Linked DNA regions of Homo sapiens: all the other regions are linked to region 2. A link is a contact called in ENCODE Hi-C or POLR2A ChIA-PET data. All regions are on one chromosome and are shown on one strand. The core of a region is the stretch at or near the end of the contact, and the rest is flanking DNA. Distances in the headings are between cores, read along the strand shown. Region 1 overlaps BOC (BOC cell adhesion associated, oncogene regulated). Region 2 has its middle 35 kb from the start of CCDC80. Region 3 holds the start of TBILA (TGF-beta induced lncRNA).

What was found. Hi-C counts contacts between places; a loop is a spot of excess contacts on that map. ChIA-PET counts read pairs that join two places held with the same protein, here RNA polymerase II (POLR2A). Pooled maps may share reads with other maps.
Region 1: a map with no recorded cell type shows a loop between it and region 2 (8-fold over the local background). The contact joins two enhancer-like sites. A Hi-C loop is called at or near these places in 4 of 37 single-sample maps with no recorded cell type and 3 of 50 pooled maps. POLR2A ChIA-PET finds 5 or more read pairs at or near these places in 2 of 52 experiments (activated CD4-positive, alpha-beta memory T cell and activated CD8-positive, alpha-beta memory T cell).
Region 3: a pooled map shows a loop between it and region 2 (11-fold over the local background). The contact joins the promoter of TBILA here to the enhancer-like site in region 2. A Hi-C loop is called at or near these places in 10 of 37 single-sample maps with no recorded cell type and 12 of 50 pooled maps. POLR2A ChIA-PET finds 5 or more read pairs at or near these places in 1 of 52 experiments (activated CD4-positive, alpha-beta T cell).

Annotation. Positions count from the first base shown.
Region 1 is chr3:113,274,875-113,278,092 of GRCh38, reverse strand. All of the region lies in intron 9 of BOC (BOC cell adhesion associated, oncogene regulated), which reads right to left. Among named protein-coding and RNA genes, the nearest start is that of BOC, 65 kb to the right of the region's middle. RefSeq lists enhancers at 1,489-1,568, 1,979-2,078. Within about 2 kb of position 1,642, at least 21 of the 41 ENCODE cell types and tissues checked have a DNase peak (open chromatin) inside an H3K27ac peak, as active enhancers do.
Region 2 is chr3:112,675,014-112,678,220 of GRCh38, reverse strand. No RefSeq gene overlaps it. Among named protein-coding and RNA genes, the nearest start is that of CCDC80, 35 kb to the right of the region's middle. Within about 2 kb of position 1,285, at least 14 of the 41 ENCODE cell types and tissues checked have a DNase peak (open chromatin) inside an H3K27ac peak, as active enhancers do.
Region 3 is chr3:112,131,865-112,134,784 of GRCh38, reverse strand. It overlaps TBILA (TGF-beta induced lncRNA), which reads right to left and starts at 1,362. Exons shown (of 1, transcript NR_157393.1): 1 at 1-1,362. It overlaps GCSAM (germinal center associated signaling and motility), which reads left to right and starts at 1,537. Exons shown (of 6, transcript NM_152785.5): 1 at 1,537-1,693. The coding sequence starts at 1,665. It also overlaps a transcript of C3orf52 not described here. RefSeq lists enhancers at 1,212-1,391, 1,872-1,931.

The DNA.
Region 1 (3,218 bases), core at 393-2,892, 600 kb before region 2:
GGAGAAGGTAGCTGGTATAAAGACCGGCATCTCAGCCTCGGGCTACGAGTGGGCTATGGTTTACAAAGAAAGCAGCGCTGAGCCCAAGAGGGCAGGAGAAGGGGAAGGACGATAAGCCAGGTTGGGGTTAGGGTGGCACAGCCTCGGACTGGCCCCCCTGGCTATGGGACACCAACCTCACTGGGACATTCAAGTCAGGCTCCCTGATCCCTCGTCTAATGATCTCATCAAAGAAACCTCAGTGGGGGAAGTCAGACAGCCTGACTGATATTGCTGAGAACTCCTCCAAAGACCTTCTCTCCCTGTATTTCAAAGAATCTCCATGTTTTGTTTTCTTTCTCCTTCTGTATGTAAACCAAATGCAGTTCCCTCTGCTTATATTCTAATGAGACACAATGATGAGAAAGGTAACGAAAGTATCAGCACCCATTAAAATAGCAACATTCGCTAAGCACTTGCTCTGTGCTATGCATGGAACTAAGCAGTTTATAGGTGCTACTTCCTTTTCCTCAAAATAGCCCAAAAGATTGGTGTTAATATTGTTTCCACTTCACAAATAGGGAGACTAAGGTTTAGAGAAATGAGCAATTTGCTCAAGGCCACACGGCTAGTGAGCACCAAAACGGTGACTTGACTCCAAAGAGCATGCCCATCATTGCACCCTATCCTGGGAAGAAGAGTCTGGGATCCAAAGTCCTGGGTTCAAATCCCGGTTGTGTAACTCAGAGCAAGTCCCCTAACTCTCTGACCCTTCAGCTCTGCATTTCACCAATGAGGCAAATAAACTCTCTCAGGTTATTCTGAAGATTAAATGAGAGAAGTTGTATAAAGTGCCCCACAGTGAGCTTGGTGCACAGTAGATGCCCAGCAAATGCCTGGCCTCTCTAGACCCCTCTCCACATCCTCAGCCCAGTGCAGTTTCTATCATTTCAATCCTCTTTGTTTCCGCTCCTGCCTTCAGTCCTTGCTCAGAACTTAAAAACTGTGGATGAATTGTGACTGTGATGGATTAATCTTTAATAGCTTCAAATTCCTAGCTCTTTAAAGGAAAAAGTAAGGGAGCTCCAGGCTCCCCAACAGGTGATGCTGAGAGGCTGCTCATCTTTGCCGCGCCACCTTTCGGGACAACAGACTTTACTGCCAACTCTACACCCCAGAGAACCTGCTGGAGCCTCAAGTTGTGGTTTGCTGAAGGAAGAAAACAGCTGTAAGGAAAAGCTCTTCTCTCTGAGCAGAATATTCCAAAGTCGAACAAAACCTACCATTCAAGGCACAGGAATGGTCTGGGCTCATTGTCAGGCTTCCAGGATTTGTTCCAAGGGGAGACGTTTTTACAAACTGAGACTCCCCAGTGGTGCTGGAAACCCAAACACAGTAGCCCAGGGTCTGCAGATGCACCAGGAAATGAAACTTGCTTCATGGATGTGAAACAGTGAAAATTAGCTGAATGATTCCCAATCCCCAGCAAGAGAAGGGGGATGAAAAAACACAGCCCGAATGCTGACTTTCGATTTCAAATTCTTTCTCGGGTGATCTTTAAGACTTGTTAGTTCCGTAAGAGAGGAACTGCTTTCAAGCCAGAACTTCTGCCTTGGCAACCCCAGGCTGAGGAGACCCCAGGCTGGAGCCTGAGAGAAGCCAGACGCAGCAGGGGCCTGTCCGGACTCTCACTTCCCCTGCGCCCCATGTACCCTGCCCTCCCAGCACTGGCCTCACACTTCCACTGGGCCCAGAAATGAAAATAAGAAATAGAAGGGTAATTAGTCACTGTCACACACACTGAGGGGGTGAATGCGGCCTGAGCCTGGCATTTCCGGATCACCACGGCATGGCCTTTGCCAATCTGCCTCTTCTGCGAGGCTGCTTCACGGCCACCTATTGGCCTGAAAAATATTAGTCTTGCTCTCATGCTGGGTTTTGTCTCCTGGGAACCATGGGCGTTTGGCCTGCCCTGATCTTTGTCTACAACTCTGAGATGGAGGTGTCCAGTTACATGGGGAAATAGGATTAGGACCAGCCCTGCCCTACAACATGTGAACAATGCTGCTTTTTGTTAAAAACTCATTCACCCGCTTTGCTGGCTGCCTATGAAGAGGCCAGCAGGTGGAGGGCTAATGAGAAACTGCTCGCCCCGTCCCCCTGCCTCTGGGGAGGCAGCAGAGGGAGCATAGGGGGTGCTCTGCCTTAGGTGTCTTTCTGACAACCCCAGGGTCTCTGTGGACTTGTCCTGACCCAAGGACTTCTAGGAGAGCATGTAAGGGGAAAAAAACAGAATAGAAGGAGTCAGGGGCCAGGGCTCCAAGGCAGGGAAACAGCTTCCGCACAGCTAGCGCTCTCCACTGTGCAGGGTTGGTTCTGTTTTCTTGCTTGTTTGTGGAGGTGGGGAGGAGTGGAGAAAGACTTTTAATTCCACATTCATATGCTTTCCATCAAGTGCACATAGCATTTTTATAAGCAAAATCAGCATGTATATGCTTTTATCACATACAATTTTTAAAAAACCATTTAAGAATAATAGTTTTCTACTATCAAATGGCCTTAGAAAGAAAATGGCATATACTTGGAGTGAACAAAAACATTTTCAAGGACATTTTCTTACAGGGAATTTCATGTCCTCATCCCTGTGGGGTAACGGCAGGTAAGAGCACGGCCTTGAGCGAGAGTGGCGGCCTGGGGACCCTGCCCTGCCTCACAGGACACAGTGTCCAGGAGCATAGGCCTGGCTGGGCTCTGCCCCCGCATCCTGTCAGAGCCCGAGACTCCCTCCCTGACAGCTCCTGAAGCATTCACCTGGACAGACTTCCTTCTGTCAAGGAGAAACAGCTGAGGTCTGAACAACATGATGTGCTTTGAGCTCAAATGCCTGCTTGTCCAACCCAAGCCATGACAGATTCTGAGAACTGAGCGGGTGTTTCACAGCCTACAGAGAAAACACTTGTTCACAAATATTTGTTTTCCTGGCATTACAGCTGGCTTACCATGCCAGGGTTCCTGCAGGTATGTACCCAGCACGGCTTACTTTCATAAAAAACCAAAATGTAACATCAACAACTAACGACAGAGGAAAGCAAGAAGGAGGGTGATGGTTACCAGGGAGACTGTTCACGGTCTCCTCAGGGACTAGAAGCCAGTGTGAGCTTCTGGGAATTGAGTGCATAGAGCTTAGTACTGGATGCACGCACAAGGCTTTTTCCTGGGCCTTCCAGGGTCCCACACAC
Region 2 (3,207 bases), core at 36-2,535:
ATTTCCTCTGCAGTGCTTGGTCCCAGTCTTCCGTCTACTTTCCTTCTTCACTTAAGACCAAGGCTATGTCTTTTACCCACCTCATTGCTATCAAAGCCCTTTCTCCCTTAGGAAATTATCTGGCCAGCTACTAAGAAGATAAATTTGTTTCTGTATCCTGACAGAAGTTATTGCTGTCTTCCCAAGGCTGACCTGACAAGTGTGTTGCTGTAGTAACCACATCTAAAAAAATGTGTGGCCAACAGCAAAGATATGGAATCAACCTAAGTGTCCTGTCAATGGATAATAGGATAAAGAAAATGTGGTATATAAACACAATGGAATACTATTCAGCCATAAAAAAGAATGAAATAATGTGTTCTGCGGTGACATGGATGGAACTGGAGGCCATTGCCTTAAGTGAAACAACTCAGAAACAGAAAGTCAAATACTGCATGTTTTCACTTATAAGTGGGAGCTATATAATGTGTACACATGGGCAAAGAGTGTGGAATGATAGACACTAGAGACTTGGAAGGGTGGGGGCACAGAAGGTGGGGAGATTATGAGAAATTACTTAATTGGTACAAAGTACATTTTTCAGATAACAAATCCAGTAAAAGCCATGACTTCACCACTGTGCAATACATGCATGTAACGAAATTTCGCTTGTACCCTTTAAATTTATACAAATAAAAAATGCATAGAGAATGGGAGGGGACCTTCTTCTCAAAGAGAATCTCAGCCCTTGGTTATTAAAACAAAGGCCAAAGCTCATGCACACCTCAGAAATCAGGTCTAAAATTTTCAGACTGATATCAGATATCCACTGGTGGCTAGCGGGTTCACCTGCATCAATTTGTATGATTTTATTAAGGAGGGGATAAAAAAAAGTTTGCACACTTCTGTCCTCCTTGCAAGCTTTGCACAGCTGCCTTCCTAGGGCTTGCAAAATATAGTTTCAAATGTGAAGGGGGCATTTATAACTCAGCATCTCAGGTCTCCAGGGGCAGGAAAAATGATACTAGGATAATGTCTGCCACCAACCAGGATTGTCTCTCTTACCTCCTCTGTGGCTGCATTTGGGAGAATAAGGGCTGAAAAGGCAGGGAGAGTGGATAGGGCCTCTCCAACAGTTTGGGCAGCATGAGGTAGAGAGCAGAATAAATACTGCTCAAGGAAGTGAAACCCGCTATTGGGTTTGTAATGCCTCTTTGCTGTTCTGCTAGCTCCCGCACTCCAGAGATGACTAAGCAGCTGATTCATTGTGGCACCCTCAGAAAAACAGCTCAGCCCTGAGAGAGGAGTCATGCAAGAGGAGAGGGCGCGCATGTGTGTGTGTGTGTTACGGGTGAGGGGGTGGTGTCTGTCAACATGTCTTTTAATGAGCAGTCACAGTATTTTACAAAGGCTTGAATTAGTTGCCAATATGTTTAAAGAAACACAAAGATGAGGTTTTTTTTGCATGAAAAATCCGAATTTGTGAATATCAGCTGATCTGACACCCTGTGTTACTTTAATAGCTTCCTTGCTGGTCTTCCTGCTTCCATCATTTTCTCTTTTACAGTCTGTTTTCAACCCAGCAGCCAGAGGGATCCTTTTCCAATGTAAATCAAATTATGTCACTTCCTTGATTAAAATCTTCCCATGATGTTCCATCTCACTCAGAGTAAAAGTGAGAGTCCCAGAAATGCTCTGTGAGACCTACCTGCTGAGGTACCCTGTTACCTTTCACCTGTCCTAGTCTTCCCTGTCCTCTTCCTCTCCTTCCCCTTCCACTTTCCTCTCCATCTCCTCCTCTTTCTTTTCCTCCTTCTCCTAGTATAAAAGATGGAACCAGACTATTCTGTGGCTCTATTTTCTGTGTGTTTTTGAGTAAATTACTTAACTGGTCTGTGCCTCACTTCCTCATTGGTGAAATGAGGCTAAAAATCGTATCCTGTTCGTAGTGTTGTTTTGAGAACAAAATGAGTTAATATTTTTAAAGCCCCTAAGACAGTGCCCGACACATAATAAAAATAATCCCATTGCTCTTCTAATCCAGCCATGCGGATTTTCTTAATTTTGCTCAAATAAGATAGGTTTGCTCCTGCCTCAGTGCCTTTGCAGATGCTCCTTTCTCTGCCAGGCTGTGGCTTCTACAAATACCCATCTCTTTCAAGCCTTACTTACCTGTATTTGAAGTGAATGAAAAATTGAAAAACAAAAACCCAAGTGGACCAAAAAATAAACAAACAAAAGCCAGCCAGGAAGAAATGAAGAGTATTGATTAAATTCAGCAAATAAATGGAAGAAAAAAAAAATCTCAAAATAAAGACTCATTTACAAGGTGGCTTTAGGAAAAGAGATTCAAATTAAAATTTAACAAGAAACATTGAAGAAAACTGGAAAATAACCAAAATAATTAAAATTTATAGTAATTTTTTTCTAGAAAATCATGAGGACACCTAAAGTATAAATTAGATATGGCTCAGCACTGTCTAGTTTACAATTTACCTTATGAAGTCAACTTATTGCTCTAAGTATTTGGGTCCAAGCATCTGGGACCAGCTTGTTACCATCTCTGACTATTGGAAAACCTTTTGCCAATTGCTTCCCCTCTGCTTCCTTTTCTAGTCCCGTCTGAACTGTCTTGTCTGGCCCTGTTTCCACCCAGGAAGCCGCAGATCCTGACTCCTTGTGTTTGTTTCTCTGCCCAGATGAGAAACACCCATCACCTCTGACTTTCCAAGGAGCAAATCACGCTCCGTGCCGGGCTCCCCCAACAACACCACTCCCTCTTCCCTTGCGATCTCCAGGTCCTCCTTTGACACTTCACTTCTCCTGAGAATCATACTGCTTCTGTTTCTACTCTGCATGCCAGAAGTTATTGCTTTCATCTATTCAATAAAGATTTATTTTAAGCAATTAAGTACCTGATATGTTTTTTTTTCCACCAGGGAACTTTGTACAATTTTATGTTTTTAAAAATTATTTCCAGAGGGATCTGAACAATTACAAATGGAGGCTTCAGTATGAGTACCTTAAATAAATATCACCTATTATTCAGAGACAAGGAGAGGATGGGAAAGGCACATTCCCTCTCTGGTCCTGGGGAGTTGAGGCCGCATAGAGGGGTCTCCTCTAAGCAGTCTGGAACATTGTTTATAACTCCTGATTGGCCCTGTTCTTGATCATGCCTTTCCTGGACTCCACAGCACTGTGGGACTAATGTAGAAAGGCTCTGTT
Region 3 (2,920 bases), core at 113-2,612, 540 kb after region 2:
GTGGATGTAATATAACACAGAGCTTATTTAGCAATTCACTCAATGAAGATCAGTTGGGCTATTTCCAGGGTATTTCGGCTATTATGAGTAAAGCACATATAAAAATTTGTACACACAGTCTTAGAGGACATAAGTTTCACTTGGCTAAATGCCTAGGAGTGAAATTGCCAGGTTGTACAGTAACCCTATGTTCAATTTTATAAGAAATTGCCATACTTCTGAGATGGGAGAGTTCCCTTGACCCCTTCTCGGGACTTGCGACAGGGGTGTGGCCTACTTACTTGGCCACCACCATGCTCAAACTCTCTGTGGGAGCGGGAGCACGCAGGCAAGCGGGTGCCAGGGCTTCGATGAGCACTTTTGGGCTCCAGCCCAACAGCAGCATTTAGGGATGTGTTACAATTCATGCTCTTTTAGCAGTTGCCATCCGTGGACAGCTAAGTGTTAACCCACTCAATGGAGAGTCAGGGTGGCAGCCTTTTACACCCTGCCCTGTTGGTACCCAGGTTCTTGTTCAGCATCCAGGAAGAATCAGGTTGCATGAATGGTTTGAAAGTTGATGGATGTGGACGATTTTATTAAATGGTGGAAGTGGCTCTCAGTGGAAGGGGAGCTGCAAAGGGGATGGTGCAGGAAGAAAGTGACCTTTCCCTGAAGTCTGCTGTCTCTGGCCGGGCTCCTCCCTGAAGTCATGCCACCTGAAGTTAAGCCACATCTCTGACACTCAGTTGCTTCTTCTCCTCTTGATGTTCAGCCGCTTGTCTGTCTGCCAGCTGAGGTCTGGGGTTTATATGGGCACGGGATAGGGGGGCTGGACAGGCTAAAGAGTAACATTTGGGCAGGATAACAGGGATAACTGTTCTCATTTAGGGCTTCGGTTTCAAGGCTTGAGGGTGGGACCTTTGCCAGTGAACCACCCTCTTCTACCCAGTAAAGCCCTGCCTTCTGTCCTTATCACTTCTTTCCAAAAAGGCTGTCATTTTGCATTCTCATCAGCAATGCATGAGACTTCCAGTTGCTTTGCATACCTTGCCATACTTGATATTGTCAGGGTTTTATAGCCATTGTAATAAGTATGTAAAAGTGTTCCATTGTGGATTTGATTTACACTTCCCTAATAACTACAATGTTTAGCATCTTTTAATGTTCATCTGTATAGTTCCTTTGGTGAAATGTCTGTTCAAATATTTTGCCCATTTTGTTACTGGGTGTTTGTTTTCAGATTTGAGAGTTGTTGATACTATATTTTCTACAGGTCTGTGGCTTGACTGTTTTAACCTCCTTCTGACTTTTCTAAGAAGACAACGTGATTTATAAACGTAAATATCTGTAGTGGAAAAACTCCCATGGCCCATCTGTAATTTCAGACCTGGGATTCCCCAGAGGTTCGAAGCTCTCATTGACGGGTAGTTGCTGGTTATGGCCAACAGCCAGGTTGGTTCAGGCACTGACATGTTAGGACATTCTGCACATGCGTGCCTCTAACACTCCTCCCCCAGCCTCTTCCTTCCCTCTGCAGAGACACCCTTCTCCTTTCTGCTGTCTCTGCACGGGTGGCCAGAGCCACACAGCCCTTTCTTTAAGTCAGGAGTTGCCCTGTCAGAGCACAAGGCAAGAAGGAAGTGGTAAAGGGACGGAGGGGAAGCCCTGAGAGGACTGAGAGGATGGGAAATTCTCTGCTGAGAGAAAACAGGTAAGTCTAGACTCCCTGTGGGAGAGCAGAGGAGATGGGACAGGACAATACAGCAAGGAAGAGAAAAAGAAAGCTAGTATACAGTTAGCACACTAAGTTGGGGTAGAAAGTAGTTGGGTAAGGAAACTGCCAAGCCTTCAGTGCCTACTCTGTGCCAGATACCACATTAAATTTCCCATAGGTTTTGCCTTCTCCCAAGAATCATGGTGAGCAGCTGATGGAGAATAGCTGAAAGGTGGAAAGACTTTACCAAGGAAGGTCTATATAATAGGTTACCACCTAAGAAATGAAACAACTTTCTGAAAGCCCGGGAAGGAGATGCTCTCCTGAGCTCCTCATGCTCCACAAGGAGGTCAAAATCACCACCCTCTTTCAGCCACTATTTTAAGTTTGAAATAAACAGCAAGCTTCCTGCCACCTTGAGTCTTCCTTTGATGTGCACTCCCTGCAAGCAGGTAAGCAGAGGTCATCTAGATTAAATAGGCACAGAACTCAGATTTACTTTCTGGACCTCAGCCTCTTTATTTTAAGTAGAAATAATAATACAATATCTACCTTAGAGAGTTCTAGTGTGTATTGTGCTAGCATAGTGCCTGACATAAAGTAGGGTTCAAAATTAGAAGATATTTTCTGCTTTCTTTTTCTGACCATCATCTTCCTTAATATCAAAGCCGTGCCACCAAAATAGTGCCACCACAGACAAGGTAATCTCTAGGGTATAAAGTGGGGTGATCTAGAGAGAGTAAGCGAGCCAGAGGGGGTCTTCACAGGGTTATGTTTGGAATCCCTGGTCTCAGTTCATGCTACTGGAGAGTGGAACACAGGAAAAAATGGTAGCCCACTTTTGACCACTTGCCGAAAAGAGGATTGGTGGTCCTGTGGAATATCTCATGTCCCTTCCTAAGAATCATGTTGTCTGAGACTTCTCTACCCTGGGTTGTCACAGCCCCTTGTCAATCTTCTACTCTAGCATTGTTCTAACAATTATATAAATTACTATTTTTATTACTAGATATGAGATGCTCAAATGTAGTGATTGTTTCTTATTTATCTTTGAATTCCTGGTTCCTGGCATTGTTTCTGGCATATCACGTGCACTGAATAAGTGCAAAAAAACTTTAAAAAAATTTTTTTACTTTAAAATTTTGTTTTATGTAAGAAAAAAAACCTTTTTCCAAGGTGCACACATCTTATGCTATTTGGACTTCTTATGGTTTTTTATTTATT